Linked DNA regions of Homo sapiens: region 1 is linked to region 2. Evidence: chromatin loops called from intact Hi-C (ENCODE). Cell type or tissue: natural killer cell. All regions are shown on one strand. Each heading gives the region's core, and the rest is flanking DNA. Links, peaks and the distances in the headings are about the cores only. Region 1 overlaps IKZF3 (IKAROS family zinc finger 3). Region 2 holds the start of LOC105371934 (a long non-coding RNA gene).

Region 1 (2,808 bases), core at 20-2,519, 550 kb before region 2:
TCCCCCTTTGTTAAAAACAGAGATTACCAAGTGTGAGATTAGTGTTAAAGACAACTGGCATCAAATTAAGTCTAAATTTTTCTCCTTAGTATGATCCAGGAGACTGAAAGAGAACTGGAAAGAAAATAATTATCCTGCTGTGTGGACCCAGGTTTTTAAATGCTCCATGTGCTTGCTGGCAATTTGCATCCTACATTTGGGGAAACACTGAAAAAAGATAATGCATGGTAGGACCGAATGGTGGGCATTCCGAATGGCCCACTGTAGGGTGTGAATCCGAACCAAGAGCCAAGGCTACCTGCCCTTGAGAAAGACAGGTTTGTGGTTAACGTAACAGCAATGTGTAAGGCAGACCAGAACAGTGAGAAATTGGAGCCAGAAGAACCAGCTAAAAGATCTATTCCCATGAGATGAATTTGTCTTTGCATCCCCACAAGCAGCTGACCTTAAGGCCAACCTGATAGTTTCCAGAGAAATACCTGAGAGAGAAAAAAAATATGCAAACGAAAATACCCTGTCTTGGAAACTCAATGAGAAGCAACAGCAGAGTAGACCTTGGCCAAAGTAATCAATGTTTTTTATTTTCAGTTTCCAGATTGGATATATCTTTGGTCAAGGCCATCTGGAAGACTGAGAACATGAGAGCCAGCTAAGGTCACAGACATTCATTCCCTAGAATGTGACACAGAAATGATGAACTTCGGTTTCTTGGCCTTTTTAAGGTTATTGGTTATTTTCCACTGTGGCCACCTCTATTCATCTCCCTAAATACCAGGGGTCCTTGAGAAACTTTTTCTCTTTTCACCCAACAGAGAGGCTCCAGAAGGTTTCTGGGTGGGGTAGGCACATCACAAACTCTGATTTTATCCTTTCTCCTAAGAGTTTGCTTTACTTAACAAGGCCTACAATTTCACAATCTATACCACCTGCAGCATATGTCAGAAAACAGCTGAGTGCTAAAATTGTAAAAGGCAAAACATTAAGAGGAAGATAAACCCCTGGATGAGTGGAAATATGTGACTGAATTCTGTAGTTAACACAGACCATTGTTCATTGTTAAGGAGATGGGGCAGCCTCAGATGTTCACGTGCATGCAACTTGCAATCATCAGATCCCCTCGTCTCTGAGTTACGGTAACTTGAGCAGTGCAGATGATTATCAGTCACCTGTAGACACGATGACTCAATGTGTATGAAACCCAGAAAGGGTAAACTACAGTAATTGAAAAGCCAACAGCTCACGTTTCTTTAGTAACACACTCATAAAAAAGGTTAGTCAAACCACAAAAGTGTAACTGCTTCCAAACCTGCACGGAGCATCTGGTCCAGCTTCTAGTCAAAATCACACCACGCCTTTGAATGATTCATGATACCAGCTTCAGGCTGAATTAGAGGTCTTCTTCCAACAAAAATACACACGGCAACAGCAAGTCCTAAGTTTAGAAACTAAGGCTGCCTGGTTGGGCCATTCCCTACCTGTGGTTCTTTTTAAAGGTGTCAATGTCTTATATCTTGGCTTTGTTAACTCTAAACTAAGAAACCACCTGACCTGAACTGATGCAATGTGGTGAGGACATATGGTTGTTGGCTTCTAAGTGCCAACTTGGAAGTACAGAATCACAGGCTAGAGCTAAAAGGGCCCTTAACTGAGCAAGTGGATTCAGAACTCTGTCTGCAGGGTTGAGGGGGAAGACCCACCACCCTAATATGTTTACTTCTGGTCTTTATATTTCACAGTACCTTGCACTGTGCCTTATATACAATAATCCCAATAATGATAAGTACTATTTATTGAGCCCCTGCTGTATCCACCGTGCCATCCTAGATACTTTGCATACTGTCTCATTTTACCAGCCCATTAGGGGTTGATACTTTTTTTTTTTTTTTGAGACAGAGTCTTGCTCTGTCACCCAGGATGGAGTGCAATGGTACGATCTCGACTCACTGCAACCTCCGTCTCCTGGGTTCAAGTGATTCTCTTGCCTCAGCCTCCCAAGTGTCTGGGACTACAGGCACGTGCCACTATGCCTGGCTAATTTTTGTATGATACCTTTTAAGGTATGAATTATCATCTCTTAGATGAAGAACCTAAAGCACAAACAGTTTGATTCACTTTCCAAGATTGCCCAGTTGGTGAACAGAGAACCAGGATGTAATCCAAGAGCCCACATATCCCAGTATATGTTTGAGTGTTAACTGATGTTTCCTGGCTGCTACCTTGCCCATGGCTGCACAGCCCCACCACCAGCAGTGACTTCAGGTTTTCTGCTGTGATGGTTCCCATAGCAGAGGGAAAGGGGGCTTAGTGGCAGCAACTGCTTTTTCCACATGGACCAGCACATGCACTCAAGAAGTATATGCTGTGCAGAGTTGTTATGATATCTATAAAGTGCTTAGCAGTGCCAGGCATGTGTAAGCACTCTATTCCCATTATTTGCTTAGCACCATGGTTAGGTGATTTGAGGAATACAACAAAATTGCAATCCACTAGAGGAGATGCAGCATGTACATCATTTCATGACAAATCAGTATCCTTAATGCTACATGGTAGAACAAAACATAGAGTAGCCAAGAGAGTGGAAAGAGAAAACTGAATTACTTCTCAAATATGCCACACTTAATATGGGGCAAAGATTCATCTATTCTTTAAAGTCTCCTTGAAATCAGAGGTGGTGGTAGTGACGGTGGTGGAGACAGTCATATCTATAATAAGAAGCAGACTAGTAAACTCGCCTGGAGTGCAGAGGGAGGATGGAGCAGAGAGAGAACACAGGGGTGTGGGAATGTGGACAATGTGTGCTTCTTTTTA
Region 2 (2,808 bases), core at 198-2,697:
CCAGGCACCACTGTCAGCCTGGGGAGCCGGTGGGGGGATTAGGCTGCTGCCAGGCTGGCCCGCACCTGTTGCCAACCCCAGCCCTATAACTGGAGCTTGCTAGGGAGGGGGCTGCAGAATGACAGGTGTAATTTCTGCAGCTAGGCAACTCCACCCCCCCAACTGGATATGCCTTTCCCTTCTGCCGGAACAAGGGAAGACTTCCCCTTCGCCACTCCAAGTGTCAACCTGATCTTATGGATGATGCCCCTGTCCTGCCTGATGACCCCCACCCCCATCCCTGGCTGCAGAGCTGGGCTGCCCTCCTTCAAGTTTTCAGAGCTGTGCTGCCCTGGCAGGGCTAGGGGTGTGGGGGTGTGTAGATGGGGGTGGTTCTCTGTTAATGTTTTAATTGCCTAAAAACTGGGAGCTCAGCTCTGGGCCAGTGGGGAGTCTGGGTCTGGCTGGCCGCCCGGTTTGGGCTAAATATAGTCTGGGACATCTGCAGAGAAGGGGAGGGGGGTGGAGGGAGGTTCCATTCCCCCACCTTCAGCCAAGGTGCCCTCGTCTGGGCGGGCACCTTGGAGCAGTGAGGGGGATTCCTCAAGCACAAAAGGCAGGGGAGAAGTGGCAGGGAAGAGGTGGCAGGGGAGAGGTGGCAGGGGCTAGGCACAGTTGGGACCTTGCTTGCCTGGAGGCCAGTAGATGCCGGAGATGAACCTGGAGGCTCAGGACAGGGCAAGAGTGGGGCACGCCGGGGCTGGGTCCTCTGGCTGTTCCCTCTCCCCACAGAGTTACTTGAGGTCAGGCAGTCTCCATGTGTCACTGTACCCCGCAGGCAGTGTCACCGTGACCCACTCGCTGTGTGTCTGTGTGTACACACCTACCTTGGAGTGGCTTTATCCCGGCCCTCCCCCCGGAGCCTCTGTCCCCTGGGTCCTACCGCAGGTCCTCAGCCCTCCTTCCCTCTGTCCCTCGCCCTACAGTGAAACCTTCAGCCCAGGAATCGAGACTTGAGAAGGGGAAGCTGCGGTGGGGAGTTCTCTGATCTCCAGTCACGGCAGGAAGTGGAAAAGAGGGGGGTTAAGGGGGGGACCCATGAGTGGCAGGCAGGGAGGGAGAGCCCTGTCAGTCCTGTGACCCACTGTGCAGATCAAGGAGGGGTTGGCCCCCTTCCTAGTGGTCCCCCTTCCCTCCAGCTCCAGGTAGGAGAAACCTGGGGGACAGCTGATTCCCCAGGGGGTGCAAACAATCTTCATCACCCCCCCAACACTAAGAAAAAAAATGTCTTCCTGTCACGTGGCTGTCACTTCCTGTCCCACTGTGGTTCCTGGGATGTTTGTTGTTGGTTGCCATGGTGATGTCTGCCGTGGGCACTACCCCTGGTTCTTGTGGGGAAGGAGCTACCCCTCCCCACCAGGCTGGGGGGGTACTTGGGGGACTTGACTAGGGGGTCCTTTCAGGCTGAGTGTGTGTGGTCTCTGATGCCCCAGATTCCCCAGGACCCCCCAGACTTCTGTCTGTGGGGAGGAGTCACTGCCACCTACTCAGACTGAGTGCTGGGGAGACTGTGACCGCATCTGGCTGTGCCTGACCGTGGCTGTGACTTTGTGAGTCTGACTGATTTTGCAGCCCTTGTCCCCTCTGGCCGGGGTTCCTCTCGCTCATAGAGATGCCCATTCAGGGAACCTCTGTGCTCCCTATCTGTCCTCATATACAGTTCTGGAGCCTGCTCCCATCCTGTGTTCTGATGGAAACCACCTTCCCCAGGGAGTTTCTGTGGCTTCCTGGACTCCAGGCTGGAGTGTCAAGGGGCTGTGGGGCAGGGTCCTAGGTTGCATGTGTTTGGGGCTGGGGAGGTGGGGGCTCTGCAGACTATGCCTTCCCCTGCACACACAGCCTGCACCCGCTTCTCCCTTGTCTGGCAGGCGCTCTTCTCTAAGGGGAAGGCCATGGGGATCTGTGACCTATTATCCCTATCCACCTGTGGGCTTCCCTGTTCAGCTGGGGATGGTGAGGGGAAGAGATTCCCCCTAGTTCTAGCCCCAACTGAGTAGGCGGGTGTGGAGTAGGAAGTTGCTTGGGGGGGGGTCAATGGGTCGGAGGGGGGGTATGGGGCAGGGCACAGTCTGACTCAGGCCTGGTCTGGGGTCAGAGCCAAAAGGATATCCTGAGGCAGGACTTGGTGGGGGGGTGTATTCCTGGATTCCCTGCAGCGTGGGTCCCCAGGGTGGGATGCTGAGAGGGGGCTGGTACCATCTAGTCCTGCTGGCAGTTTGCCCTGGGACTCAGAATATGGCATACGCAGGGTTGGGCTGAGCTGAGGGGAGGGGTGAGGGCTGCTGCAGCCTATCTCCCCACCCTGGCCCTGCCTGTATCTCTGTAAGCTGTCCCCCCATTGTGAGAGAGCTGTGCTTCCTGCTTGGTAGCATGGAGGGGAGGTAGTGGTGAGGGGGCAGCTGCCAAGGTGTGAGGGTGGGGAAAGCCCCGTGCCAGGCTGGATGTGAGGTCGGTGGTTTCCAAGCTAGGGGGTCCCCTTTTGTCTGTGCCCCTTTGGTCCCTCACCCAACAGAGCTGCCTGCGTATGGTCCACACATTTCTGTGGTCTGGCTGTGGCCTCAGTAGGCTCATCTCTTCCTCTTCCCATTTTTTTTTTCCTTCCCTGTGGGTTGGTCCCTCTTCTTGAGGCCTGAATTACCCCCTGCCCTTTCACCTACTCGTTGCTTGGAGTAGGGAGGCTTCAGTTCTGGTTCTACGTGGACCTCTCAGACACCCTGGGCTTCAGAGGTCCTGACCATGTCCCCCGGGGGATCTGGGGTATGGCCCCTG

The links. Hi-C counts contacts between places; a loop is a spot of excess contacts. Peaks named below come from ENCODE experiments on the same cell type or tissue, not always from the same donor. Only the 100,000 strongest peaks of a DNase experiment are listed, where the experiment ranks them.
Region 1: it touches region 2 in a loop (7-fold over the local background); 3 of 110 quality-filtered maps call a loop at or near these places.

What each region holds. Positions count from the first base shown.
Region 1 is chr17:39,768,938-39,771,745 of GRCh38, forward strand. All of the region lies in intron 7 of IKZF3 (IKAROS family zinc finger 3), which reads right to left. Among named protein-coding and RNA genes, the nearest start is that of GRB7, 32 kb to the left of the region's middle. RefSeq lists a silencer at 1,458-1,527. In natural killer cell, for the core only: no CTCF peak of the experiment used is centred there; DNase peaks (open chromatin) are centred at 1,344 and 1,434; H3K27ac peaks cover 2,500 bases.
Region 2 is chr17:40,321,671-40,324,478 of GRCh38, forward strand. All of the region lies in intron 1 of RARA (retinoic acid receptor alpha), which reads left to right. LOC105371934 (a long non-coding RNA gene) reads right to left here and starts at 854. Exons shown (of 2, transcript NR_189654.1): 1 at 662-854. In natural killer cell, for the core only: no CTCF peak of the experiment used is centred there; DNase peaks (open chromatin) are centred at 1,001, 1,331 and 2,441; H3K4me3 peaks cover 1,838 bases; H3K27ac peaks cover 2,500 bases.